Linked DNA regions of Homo sapiens: region 2 is linked to region 1. A link is a contact called in ENCODE Hi-C or POLR2A ChIA-PET data. All regions are on one chromosome and are shown on one strand. The core of a region is the stretch at or near the end of the contact, and the rest is flanking DNA. Distances in the headings are between cores, read along the strand shown. Region 1 holds the start of ACSF2 (acyl-CoA synthetase family member 2). Region 2 overlaps LOC124904029 (a long non-coding RNA gene).

Region 1 (5,884 bases), core at 1,756-4,255:
CACCACCCAATGCACACGTGTCCAGTCTCTCCACAACCCCACCAATACTTGTTATTTTCTGTTTTTTTGCGGGTGTTCTTTTTTTTTTTTTGAGACAGGGTCTTGCTCTGTCACCCAGGCAGGAGTGCAGTGGTGTGATCTCAGCTCACCGCAGCCTCAAACTCTTGGGGTCAATATATACATACATACATACATATATATATTTATTTGGTGAAATATCTATTTAAGTCCAAAGAGAATCATTTGAACTATTGTAACGATTTCTGATTTATCTTCTTCTGCTACTTGCCTCTAAATGACATACTTATTTTGCCAGTTTTAGATTTTCTGTTTGATAAATGGGTACTTGCACCCCATCTCTCCTCCCTAAGTGCTGGTACTATAGTTTTATTATTATTTTTGTACATAATGACATACCCTTTTTTTTTATTTTATACTCTCCCCCACCCCTTCCCTCTCAACTACTATCAGATGTAACTTCCAAAGTTAGTGATACTTACATTTACATTCTATTCTGTAACTGTGACTAGGTCTTCTGTAGGTTGATGTTATGAAAGAAAAAAAATCAATAAATGGTGTTTACATTTTGAGCCTGCTTTTGAAGCACAGAAGCAAGACATGGGCAAAGGGGCGGGAATAAGGGCTTTCTCATGGTAGCCAATGGCATGAGCCAAATTACAGGGACCATAAATCATGCAAGTCACATGCAGCATAAAGGAGATGTGATGGCTCAGGCAGAAGGCCCCTTGGGGAGCAACGGGGAATTTAATTGGTTAAAGGGAAGGGAAGGGAAGCTGGAGAGCCTGGATGGCCCACTGCCCTGCTCCCCACTTCCTTATACTAGCCAAAGAATGCGGGTCAACGTGATTCCCCCACCATGACTCACGGACTTCCACCAGCCGTCTTGACTTTCTCCCAGCCCTCCTCCCCATCCACAGAACCAGTGCCTACCAGGGCTTTGCACAAATAAAACAATTCTCCCTCCTAAAAAAGGTTTGCAATTCCTACACAGAGGAAGGTCTTAGAGTGAAGACACAAGAGGAAGGAGAGGATGGAAAAAGAAACAATCACTGAAAACTGGCCGACTACCAGTTCTGTGCCACCTACTCAATTCTTACCCAGCCCTCTGCGTGAAGTTGGTATTATTATCCCCATTTGACAGATAACGAGGCTGGAGAGGCCCCGTGACTTGCCCAAAGCCACAAAGAGACTACTGGCAGAGCTTTGGCCTATGTTTAAGAAGCTGAACCTCTTTGGGATTCAGTTTCTTCATCCATAAAAACAAAGACACATTCCAAGCCATGCCTGTTCCTTGCAGGGTGTTTGTGAGGGTCAGAGAAAATGTCCTTGAAGAGCCTGGCATGTACAAGATACCCTGAAACTGATGGCTATGATGCCACGGCCTGTGCACCTAGGAAGAGTCAGGAAAGCCCAGTGTCTTGAAAAGCCGAGGCTGGAGCAAAGTTCAAGGAGGAACTCACTTCTCTCCCACTCTAGGACTGACCCTCAAACTAGCCAGAAGAGTGGAAGGACCTACAAGATCAGTACCCACCCCACACTTCATAGGCCAAGAGAGGGACAGTGGTTTACCCAGGGTCACCCAGCATGCTAGAGGCTAAGCCTGCCAGCCACGGCTGGGAACCCAGACTTGTGAATGCCCCAGCCCTCCACATTCCCTGGTCCGCTATCAAAGACAGTTAGTCTAATTAGGAAAGCACACCCTTGCAGGCCCAGCCTCCGGTGATCTCTTTGTTCCTCTGTCTCTTCCTGCCCCAACCCCACAGAAACTGAAGTGTGGGGACCCTCCCTAGGAACCGGGGTTCCAGGGAGGATTTGAGGTCACGCTCAAGATCATAAAGAGGCCCAGCATGGACTCCTTCTCATGACCCAAGTGGAGCCAGAGTTCCCAGATAAGGGCAAAGGTCACCTCAGGCCAGGCTCCACTCTCAGCCACCCCTTCTGCCTGGCAGGGTTTACTTCATCTCCTCCAGTCAGGAGAGGGGAGGTCACACTGCCAGGGCCTTTGCCCCATTCTTCTCCAGCTCCTTCTCTAGAGGAAGAGTCATGGCTAGGCCGAGGCAGTGTGGACCTGGAACAGGTATAAACTGTGCTACTCTTTGGTGCCCAGTGCCACTTTTCCTAGCCAGGACCAGAGCTATCACCTTCTCTGTCCCGCAGCTCTGCCCAGGTCTTAGTACCCCACTCACCCCTGGGCCTCAGGAACCCTAAGGAGGGGCATAGGGTTGCTTTCCATTCACACCTGGGGCAGCACAGGGAACTGTGCCACAGGCCCCAAGACAGGCAGATGGAGGATGAAATACACAGGTCCCAGTCCCTGAGGCCACCTTACGTGTCCGGCCCCCAACCCTGTGCAGAAGGTCAAGGCAGAGGCGCCGAGGAGGGATGGGAGGATGCCTCCTGTGAGATGGGGTACAACTGGTGTTCCTTCTGAAGCTGACATCTGGCCTCAGCTGGGACTCTGGCGCCAGCGGGCCCGCAGGGGGCTCACCCGCGACACCCTTTGTTCTGGCTGCCTCCCCAACCCCGCGGGGCCCTCTGCTCCAGCTGGCATGCCTCAAGGACGCTTCGCGCCTGCTCCTTTGGCCCCCGGCTCGCAAGTAGCGGGGCCAGCACGTGACCCGAGGGGGCAGGGGATGGATGGATCTTGACCTTGCCATCTGGCCCCTCACGGATGTGCTGCTGGCTCTCCCTCTAGGAAATCAACAAATTTTTGCGCTTCTAACATCCAGGCCCCTGAGGATGGTCGCGAGGAAGATCTGTTTCGGACTGCAGCTGGGGCCTTCGGATCCAGAGGAAACCAGGGCTATTCTTCGAGGGTGGGAGGGGGAGGGCCGCGGGGTCGGAGGGGAAGGTGGCCCCGCGCGAAGTCGCCGCCGCCGCGCCCCGCCCCGCCCCGCCGGCGGAGACCGAATCCGCCGCACCCCATAGGCAGAGGCCACCCTCCCCGCCTCCCCGCCCGCTGCGCGCCCGCCCCGCCCCGGCTCACTTTAAAAGTTTACTCGGGCCGGGACGCAGGGCAAAGCGAGCCATGGCTGTCTACGTCGGGATGCTGCGCCTGGGGAGGCTGTGCGCCGGGAGCTCGGGGGTGCTGGGGGCCCGGGCCGCCCTCTCTCGGAGTTGGCAGGAAGCCAGGTTGCAGGGTGTCCGCTTCCTCAGGTACTGGCCCCCCGCGGGAAGAGAGGGGGCGGGGCAGTTCCCCGGGAGAGGAACTTGGAGGTCCCGGCGAGCTTCGGAAGCCCCACCTCTGGACGAGTGCACTGGGGGGAAGGTACCCGCCCCTCCCCCGCCCCCCGCCAGCACCTAGGCAATAGGAAAAGCTGGCTTGGCCTGGTGGACTTGGGTGGGGAGGGGGCTTTGGTTGGTGGCTGCAGTGACTTCGAGTTCTGGTCCAAGACTCTCGATTCCTTCTCCTTTATGGGCACAGAGGGCAAGGAGTGTGGGCTTTAAGGAGAATATTCCGATGGGGAGGGGCAAGGGCCAAGGCCTGGGCTGTACCCCCAGGACACTGCCTCTGAGTTGGAACCCCTTCATGGGCAAACTTGGGGATCAGCCCCAGTCTCCCCGACCCAGGCCACTAAACTTAGCAGTCTCCTGTCTCCTCATCAGCTGCTCACTAACATGGCTTTAATTCTTTGCTGCCTACTCCTGGGCCTATTTCCTTCTGTCCTCAGTGCAAGGGGTGGGATGGAAGCTGGCAGGCAGAGGATTTCAGTTCCCAGTAGCTTCACTGCCTCTGCAGCAGCACAGTAAGTAAAGCTGCCTTCCCGGTGTGACCAGTCCTTGGGAGGACCCCGTGAGATGGCAAATGTGAAAGTGCTTGAGACACAGAGAGCAGGCTGCCACTCATGTTATCAGGGCTGTTAGCTTCAGCAGCACCACTGGGGAGCCCTGTGCACTACTGAGCCTGTCCTACCACTCAACTCGGCCAGATACTAAGTCTATGGTCAGGACAGCACTTTCAGCAACATCAGATGGGGTGTGGGCCTGGACATGGAAAAGGGAGAAGTCAGAACAAAGCTGTGTCTCAGAGAACTAGATTTGTTTTTGTTTTTAAAAAGGCTAAGTAGGAAGAGTTGGAGGGACATGCAGACTCCTTTTTGGCTAGAACTCCAAGATCACACTTTCTGAACTTGCTGATTTCTGAATGCTAGAAAGCATGCAATGCCTTAACATCACTCTGCCTAATTTGCTGAGAAAACTAAGTGGATCAAGGCTGGTCAGTAGATGGGATTGAGATGAGGACAGTGGGGTCCTCTTCCCAGTGACCCTGGGAAGTCACTCACTACTTCCCAGGGTCTCCCTAGACAAGTTCGGCCCTCCCCTGACCCCCTAGTCTCTTAAGCCTCTCCTCTGGACTCATGGCTGCCCCCTCAGGCTGGGAGGACTCTGAGGAAAGTTACTTCCCAAAGTGTACATATTTTATCACACTAAATCAGGCCACAGGGGAAGTCTCTCAGCCTACTCTGGCTCAGGAGGCTGCCCAATAGAAAACAAACAAACAAACCAATAAATAAGTAATAAATCAGGCCACATGGCAACATTTCTGACCTTTGACTTTTTTTTATCTATAAACAAAACAGGTCACTTACCTGCTACAGCCCTGGGACCTCTGAGAGCACCAAGCTTCAGAGAAATTCTTATTGCTGTGTCAGGAGGAGACTCATTTATCCAGACAGATGATTTTCTGAGTGTTTGGCCTACTTTCTTTCTGCCCCTTCCACTCCCTTGTGCCTGCACCCTTATTGTCTGACTGTGATGGTTTTACCTGATTTCTCTCCTACTTTCCCCTTCAGAAGCCTCAGGGCTCAGGCCAGGCAAGGTGGTTTATGCCTGTAATCTCAGCACTTTGGAAAGCAGAGGTGGTAGGATCACTTGAGCCCAGGAGTTCAAGGCTGCATTGAGCCGTCATCATGCCACTGCACTCTAGCCTGAGCAGCAGAGCAAAACCTAGACTCAAAAAATAAAAATAAAGGCTGGGTGGGTGGCTCATGCCTGTAATCCCAGCACTTTGGGAAGCCCAGGCAGGCAGATCACTTGAAGTCAGGAGACCGGTTTGGCCAACATGGTGAAACCCCGTTTCTACTAAAAATACAAAAATCAGCCGGGCGTGGTGGCATGTGCCTGTAATACCAGCTACTAGGGTGTCTGAGGCAGGAGAATTGCTCCAACCTGGGAGGCGGTGGTTGTAGTGAGCCAAGACTGCACCTCTGCACTCCAGCCTGGGTGACAGAGGGAGACTCCATGTCAAAAATAAATAAATAAAAATAAAGGCCAAGCATGGTGGCTTATGCCTGTAATCCCAGCACTTTGGGAGGCTGAGGTGGGCGGATCACTTGAGGTCAGGAGTTAGATCAGACTGGCCAACATGGAGAAACCCCATCTCTACTAAAAATATAAAATTAGCCTGGCGTGGTGGCACATGCCTGTAATCCCAGCTACTTGGGAGGCTGAGGCAGGAGAATTACTTGAACCTGGGAAGCGGAGGTTGCACTGAGCTGAGATTGCACCACTGCACTCCAGTCTGGGTGACAGAGAAAGACTTCATCTCAAAAAAATAAAAATAAAAATGAAAAAAGAAGCCTCAGGGCTGAAACCATCAGCAAACATTCCTGAGAACAGATTCTGCGTCATGCTAGCACATGCTGTGCATATAGAGGCCACAGAACTCAGTCCTCACCCTGCCAGGAACTTGCAGCCTCGTAGGAGGAGAAATAAATCAAGGTGAGCACTATTCGGTGTTGCAAGTGCCATGGTGAGGAATGCGCTTGGACTTTCGTCCTCTGTTTTCTCCGATCTGCTCACACACAGCCTGCTTTCCTGTTGCCCAACACCCAGGCCTATTACTTACCAGACCCTGGTTTTG
Region 2 (5,884 bases), core at 1,696-4,195, 520 kb after region 1:
TGCTATGTTGCCCAAGCTGGTCTTGAACTTCTGGCCTCAAGCGATCCTCCTGCCTTGGCCTCCCAAAATGTTGGGATTACAGGCATGAGCCACTGCACGCCAGGACCATTCAAAACTTTTTTTTTTTTTTGAGTCGGAGTCTTGCTCTGTCGCCCAGACTGGAGTGCAGTGGTGTGATCTCAGCTCACTGCAACCTCCGCCTCCTGGGTTCAAGCAATTCTGCTGCCTCAGCCTCCTGAGTAGCTGGGACTACAGGTGCCCACCACCATGCCTGGCTAATTTTTGTATTTTTAGTAGAGATGGGGTTTCACCATATTGGCCAGGCTGGTCTCGAACTCCTGACCTTGTGATCCATCCACCTTGGCCTCCCAAAGTGCTAGGATTACAGGCATAAGCCACGTTGCCCAGCCTCAACAGCTTTTTTTTAAGGCACCTACTAGGTGCCAGGCACCTTTCCAGGCAAAAATCCTTATCCTGTGGAGCTGACAGTCCAAGGGAAAGAGAGTCCTTCCCTGGAGCCTAGGGCCCCATGATGGAGCCACAGTCTAGGCAGTTGCTGAGGGCCCTGATGGGTGAGTCTTAGGGAGGGAGACTGAGGCAGGGAGTGGGAGGGCCAGGCTTGTAGTGCATTGTGGGACTGCAGCCTGCGCTGGGTATTTGCTGAGCAAGGCCAAGGCTATGTGAGACACTAACATCCTGAGCCTGTGAAGGCTGAGGCCCAACAGTGGGTGTGCCCCCTGCCTAGCTTCAAATGACCTTGCACCCAGGGCAGAGGGTGAAAAGCTCACCCAGTCTTGGGCGTCATCCTGGAAGAACTCATGGAAGAGGACCCACTGAGTCAGGACATTTGAGGAGCGCATTGAGGGCGGAGGGAGCCTGGGCTGCCCGCCTTTCTGCCACGCTCTCAGACACTTGGAGGCGCTTGGGAGGAGTTTGCCTGTGTGACGTGACCAGCCCCTGACCACTCCTTGCCTTCTCTGGGCCTCAGTTTCCACAAATGAGCAGTGAAGGGGTTGGCTGAGATGAGGCGTTTCAAGTCTGGCCGCCTGTGCCTCTGATCTAGAGACCCCCCCCAGGCCAGAGACCCTCCCACCAGAGCCTGGCTCAGGCCAGGTGCATCTGCCTGATGCAGCCCAAGAGGCTGGGCCATGGTGGACCAGGAGTAGCTGTGGCCGTGGGTAGCTGGTGGTGCCCAACAGCTCACACCAGCGTATGAGGGAGTGGCACATACACATATGTGTGGGAGTCTGGTGTGCTGGGTGTGCCTCAGTAGGTAGGTGGCTGCCCAGGGGAGTGTGTGCTTGGCATGTGTTTACGAGGGGTGTAAGGAGTGTCTGCAGCAAGTGTGTAGGGGGTGGGCCACATGTGTGTAGGTCAGGTATGTATAGTTGGGGTGTGGGCGGATATTGGAGGAGTGTCTTAGTGGTCAGGGGGAGGCTTGAGGCAGGGGAGGAAGGCCTGGAGGGGCCACTCCCTCACTCTGCAAACCCCCCTCTGGCCACATGGTCAGCCTGTGGCCGATGCGCCCTGACCAGTCAATGAACTCAGGGTCTGGAAGAGTCAGCGGCTTTTCCAACCTCTTTGCCAAATGGGATGTCAGCATGGGGGCAGGGGTGGTGGGGGTGCAGGCTGGGGAAGGTGGCAATGACTTCATGACCAGACTACTGAGCAGGTGGGGAGAGGGGGCAGGGCGCTGGAGGCCGGCTGGGTGGGGGATCCACTCTGGGTGGGGAGGCAGCCCAGGCTCATGCTTCCTCAGGACCGCTGGATTCCCTTTGTGGGGAGGACCTCCTGGAGGGTCTGCAGGGGGCTCCCTTGGACTGAAAACCCTCCAGGGACTGTTGCATGGGGTCCCAATAAGCTAACAACAGCCCTGGAAGGTAAGGCCTCTTGTCCCTATTTGACAGATGAGGAAACTGAGGCTGGGAGAGGCAGCCACACAGCTAGAGTGAATGGTGAACTGGACTAGGAACATGGGTGGGCGTGTTTCCCACACTGCCCCACAGTGACACAGCGGGGGCGGGGACAGCCCTTAAAATCCGATCCTCCGCGAACACCTTGAATCCTCAAACCTCCATCCATCCAAAAGGGGCTCCGCCTTGGGGAGGCCCTTCGCACACTTCTCTACAATTTGAGGGGCCGTCGGCTGCAATAACCACATAGTGGGGCCACTACAAGTCAACAGAAGCAGACCCTCTCTCCAAAAACACAGCAGACCCTGTCTCCAACACAGACTAGGCCTAGTTCCGACTTCCAGAATGCCGTGGTCCAGCCCTGGCATTGCTGACTCATGGGGTCAGGCTGGCGTTGCTCCTCTGTGGGGCTGGAGGGGCCCCAGATCACAGACCTGGGGGTGGGTGTGAGCACTGTCTTCGTACCCAGAGGCTGAGGTCAGCTTTTGGGCTGCTCTTTCTTCAGCCATTTACTAGTTTCCCATCGTAATAATAACTACCCCTACCTAAGCTTTATAGCTCAGCAAGGACTTTCACAAACATTCTGTCACTCACACCACCCTTGCACCAGCCCTGTGATGAGGAGTTAATATGCCCATTTTATAGAACAAGAAGCTGAAGCTCAAGGAAGGAGGTTCTGGGACTCATCTCAGATCCCATGGCCAGGAAGCGGTGGCCACTCTGGAATTCTTGACCCTGCCCAGACCAGCACCTTCCACAGCAGAGACCCCCTCCAAGGAGCGGGCGACGTGTGACTTCCCCATGGGTGGACTCTGGGCTGCAGTGATCGGCTAGCGGTGCCATCTTTAGTCTGGGAGCTGTGTGAAGCCTGCTCCCCACCTTCCCCCTCCTGCAAATATTGGGGGAGGGGCATGGAGGACAGGAAGATAGAAGCAAAAGTGGCAGTGACCGGTGCATGAGAGATTGGGAGATACGTGCTGGGGAGGGGTTCCCCGGAGCAGAGCTGGCTGCCCTTGGCACTGGGCCCAGGCGGAGGAGTGGCAAGACCAACAGTTCCTGGAGCACAAGTCCCTCAGCCGGTGCCCAGTGCCAGCCATCGCCATGTTCTCATCTGCCAGCAGCAAAATGAGAAAAATAAGGACAATATAGTGAGGTTTTACTAAAGCTAGGTTTACTCAATCCAAAAGACTGTCCTTTTATCTGAGCTTTGTATTTTCAATCGTGTGTGTGTCTGTGTGTGTGTGTCTGTGTCTGTGTGTGTCTGTGTGTGTGAGCACAAAAGGACCTTTCCTTTGACATTTCCTTTTAATGACCTCAAACTCAGCAAAATAAAAAAACTGGTGACTAGCTGGTGTGGTGGCTCATGCCTGAAATCCCAGCACTTTGGGAGGCCGAGGTGGACAGATCGCTTAAGGCCAGTAGTCTGAGACCAGCCTGGCCAACATGGTGAAACCCCATCTCTACTAAAAATACAGAAATTAGCTGGGTATGGTGGCGGACGCCTGTAATTCCAGCTACTCGAGAAGCTGAGGCACAGGAGTCGCTTAAACCTAGGAGGCGGGGGTTGCAGTGAGCTGAGATGGCACCACTGCGCTCCAGCCTGGGTGACACAGCGAGGCTCTGTCGCAAAAACAAAACTGGTGACGACGTCAGATCCTAAATTTTTTTATTTTTTTGAAATGTTAGTGATGTGAGAAATCCGAAAGGCTGAGACCCACTGGGCTAGCTTGTACGTGGCTCTGGGTGAAACCTGGCACAGGGGGGCAATGTTTTTTAATTGAGGGATGAATCTAAACAGCTGGAAGCTTCTCCCGGGGGGAGGAGGGGCTGGGTTCTTGCCCAGACTCAGCCCCTGAGGCCCCAGCCTAGGCATCCCCAGGAAACCTGAGCAGAAGGAACATTCACGTAACTGTACTGGGAATTCTGAGAAGGGCCTAGGGGCCAGTTCCCCATGCCACACACCCTCTGCTCATCCCTGACCGGGAGCCGCGAGGCAATCTTCCCTTAAACCCCACCTCGGCCTCCCCCAGCACCCCCAAGGCTGGTTCCAAAATAGTCCAGGCCCTTGGAGGAGACATCATGGGTCGGGCTGGCTGCCTGTCCCGAGAGGACATGGCAATAACGCTGTGGCCGAATATAGAGGGACAGTAGACGCTGACAGGGGCCCTGGGGCCTGGGAGCCTCGCAGGTTCCACGGTGCCTGCTCCACCCCCATCCCTTCTGAGCCCTGCACCCCCTAACCTGGACAGCTGGGAGGCTGGCGCCCCTCTCCTGGCCCAGCCCGGCCCACCTGGGGACAGGTCCGAACAAGCCCAGGTAGAACAGGAGGCCGGCCTAGGAGGGCCCAGGGCCTGGGCTGGGCATGAGCTTGGGGCCACCTCTCTCTAGGGACTCAAAGCATTTTATAAGCTTAACTTCCCACAGGACATCCCGAGATCAGGAGACCAAGAGGAACCGGGGTGTCTGCTGCAGAGCCACTCCTGCTCTCTGTTCTCAGCTTCCGAAGGAGAACAGGGCCATAAAGCTGGGGTGTGGGAGGCTGAGAGGAGAGCAGGAAGCCAGTCCAAACCCCAATAAACTGCTGGTTGAATCGAATCACAAATAATTAGTCCCGATGGCCAAGACTGCCTCCACCCTCCTCTCCTGGGAATTAAAAGTCAAAGGGCAGAGCTGCTGACGCAGATGCCAGGGGAGACATGAGGCTTGGAACAGCTGGGACTCAGCTCCCAGGCTCCACTGCCCCAGGTCGCAGGCCCTGGTTGCCCCGGTTGCCCCGGACACGATGTCCCCCAGGCAGGCCCCTAGAGCTTCATTGCCAACTCAGGGAAGGGGGCTCTGCTCCCTCACCCTTCCCCTGGTGCTACGTCAACAGAACTAGATTCAAGGTTAATCAGGCTGCCCTGAAAACTGTTGCCAGATGACAGCCTGGAAGAAGCAGTTGCCAGCCTCTCTCCCTCCCACCCCTGTAAGAGGAGGAAGAGATCTCTGCCTCCCTGTCGAGGGGGAGCCTGGCTCCCTGAAACCCACTGCGCCCCTTCCCCTAGGTCGGCCTTGCCGCAGGCACCCCCTGGACGGCTGCACCAGGTCTGCGCGCCAGCGGTGACCCCCAGTGGTCAGTGCAGGACTTGAACCTGAGCCGTGGGCATGGCTGCTGCAGACTCATCACTGCAGCCTCAGCCCACAGCCAGTGACTTGGGAAGCCTTGCCGTGTGAGTGGTTTGGGGATTTGATCTTGGTAAGGCTGTTGCTGGCGTTTAGAGGTACTTCGTAGGTGCTGATTTTTCCTAATTGAACTGTGGCTGGATCTTGGCCTAAAGGTCCCACTGTCAGCAAATCCGTGTCCACATGCCTAAGAATGAATTCATCATCTTCTAGCCCTAAACCGGCTCCTCCTCCTGACTTCCCTATTTCTATTAATAGCACCGCCACCCTCCAAACCTCCGAGTCATCTTCAGCCGCTCCCCACACTGGGCGGGGTGCCTGATCTTGCCCCTCCTCCCTCCGCAGGTCACCCTTGCATTACTCTCCTGGACACTCGTAGCCTCTCACCTGCGTCACTGACATCCTCAACGATGCTGCTGGGTCAGACCTGGGCAGGGGACCCACCCCTCTTCCACTTACTGGCCTCGCGACCCTGGGCAAGTTACTTAAACTCTCTGAGTCTCAGCTTCCTCAGCTGTAATGTGAGGCTAATAATCACAGCCCCTCTCTCCTAGGGCATTGCATGAATTAAATGATAGGCTGGGTGTGGTGGCTCATGCCTGTAATCCCAGCACTTTGGGAGGCCCCGGTGGGAGGATCACCTGAGGTCAGGAGTTCCAGACCAGCCTGGCCAACATAGTGAAACCCCGTCTCTACTAGAAATACAAAAATTAGCCATGCCTGTAGTCCCAGCTACTCCGGAGACTGAGGCAGGAGAACCGCTTGAACCCAGGAGGCGGAGGTTGCAGCGAGCTGAGATGTGCCACTGC

The links. Hi-C counts contacts between places; a loop is a spot of excess contacts on that map. ChIA-PET counts read pairs that join two places held with the same protein, here RNA polymerase II (POLR2A).
Region 2: a loop to region 1 is called in a map of gastrocnemius medialis, with 2.6 times the contacts of the local background. The contact joins the enhancer-like site here to the promoter of ACSF2 in region 1. A Hi-C loop is called at or near these places in 1 of 168 maps with a recorded cell type or tissue (gastrocnemius medialis). POLR2A ChIA-PET finds 5 or more read pairs at or near these places in 1 of 52 experiments (activated CD4-positive, alpha-beta T cell).

What each region holds. Positions count from the first base shown.
Region 1 is chr17:50,423,213-50,429,096 of GRCh38, forward strand. It overlaps ACSF2 (acyl-CoA synthetase family member 2), which reads left to right and starts at 3,006. Exons shown (of 16, transcript NM_025149.6): 1 at 3,006-3,177. The coding sequence starts at 3,050. RefSeq lists an enhancer at 2,538-3,082 and a silencer at 2,819-3,138.
Region 2 is chr17:50,945,491-50,951,374 of GRCh38, forward strand. It overlaps LOC124904029 (a long non-coding RNA gene), which reads right to left. Exons shown (of 2, transcript XR_007065849.1): 1 at 5,463-5,884; 2 at 3,563-5,262. Among named protein-coding and RNA genes, the nearest start is that of TOB1-AS1, 82 kb to the left of the region's middle. RefSeq lists enhancers at 1-141, 5,023-5,549 and a silencer at 4,858-5,152. Within about 2 kb of position 2,946, at least 22 of the 41 ENCODE cell types and tissues checked have a DNase peak (open chromatin) inside an H3K27ac peak, as active enhancers do; they include gastrocnemius medialis, where a contact is called at or near this core.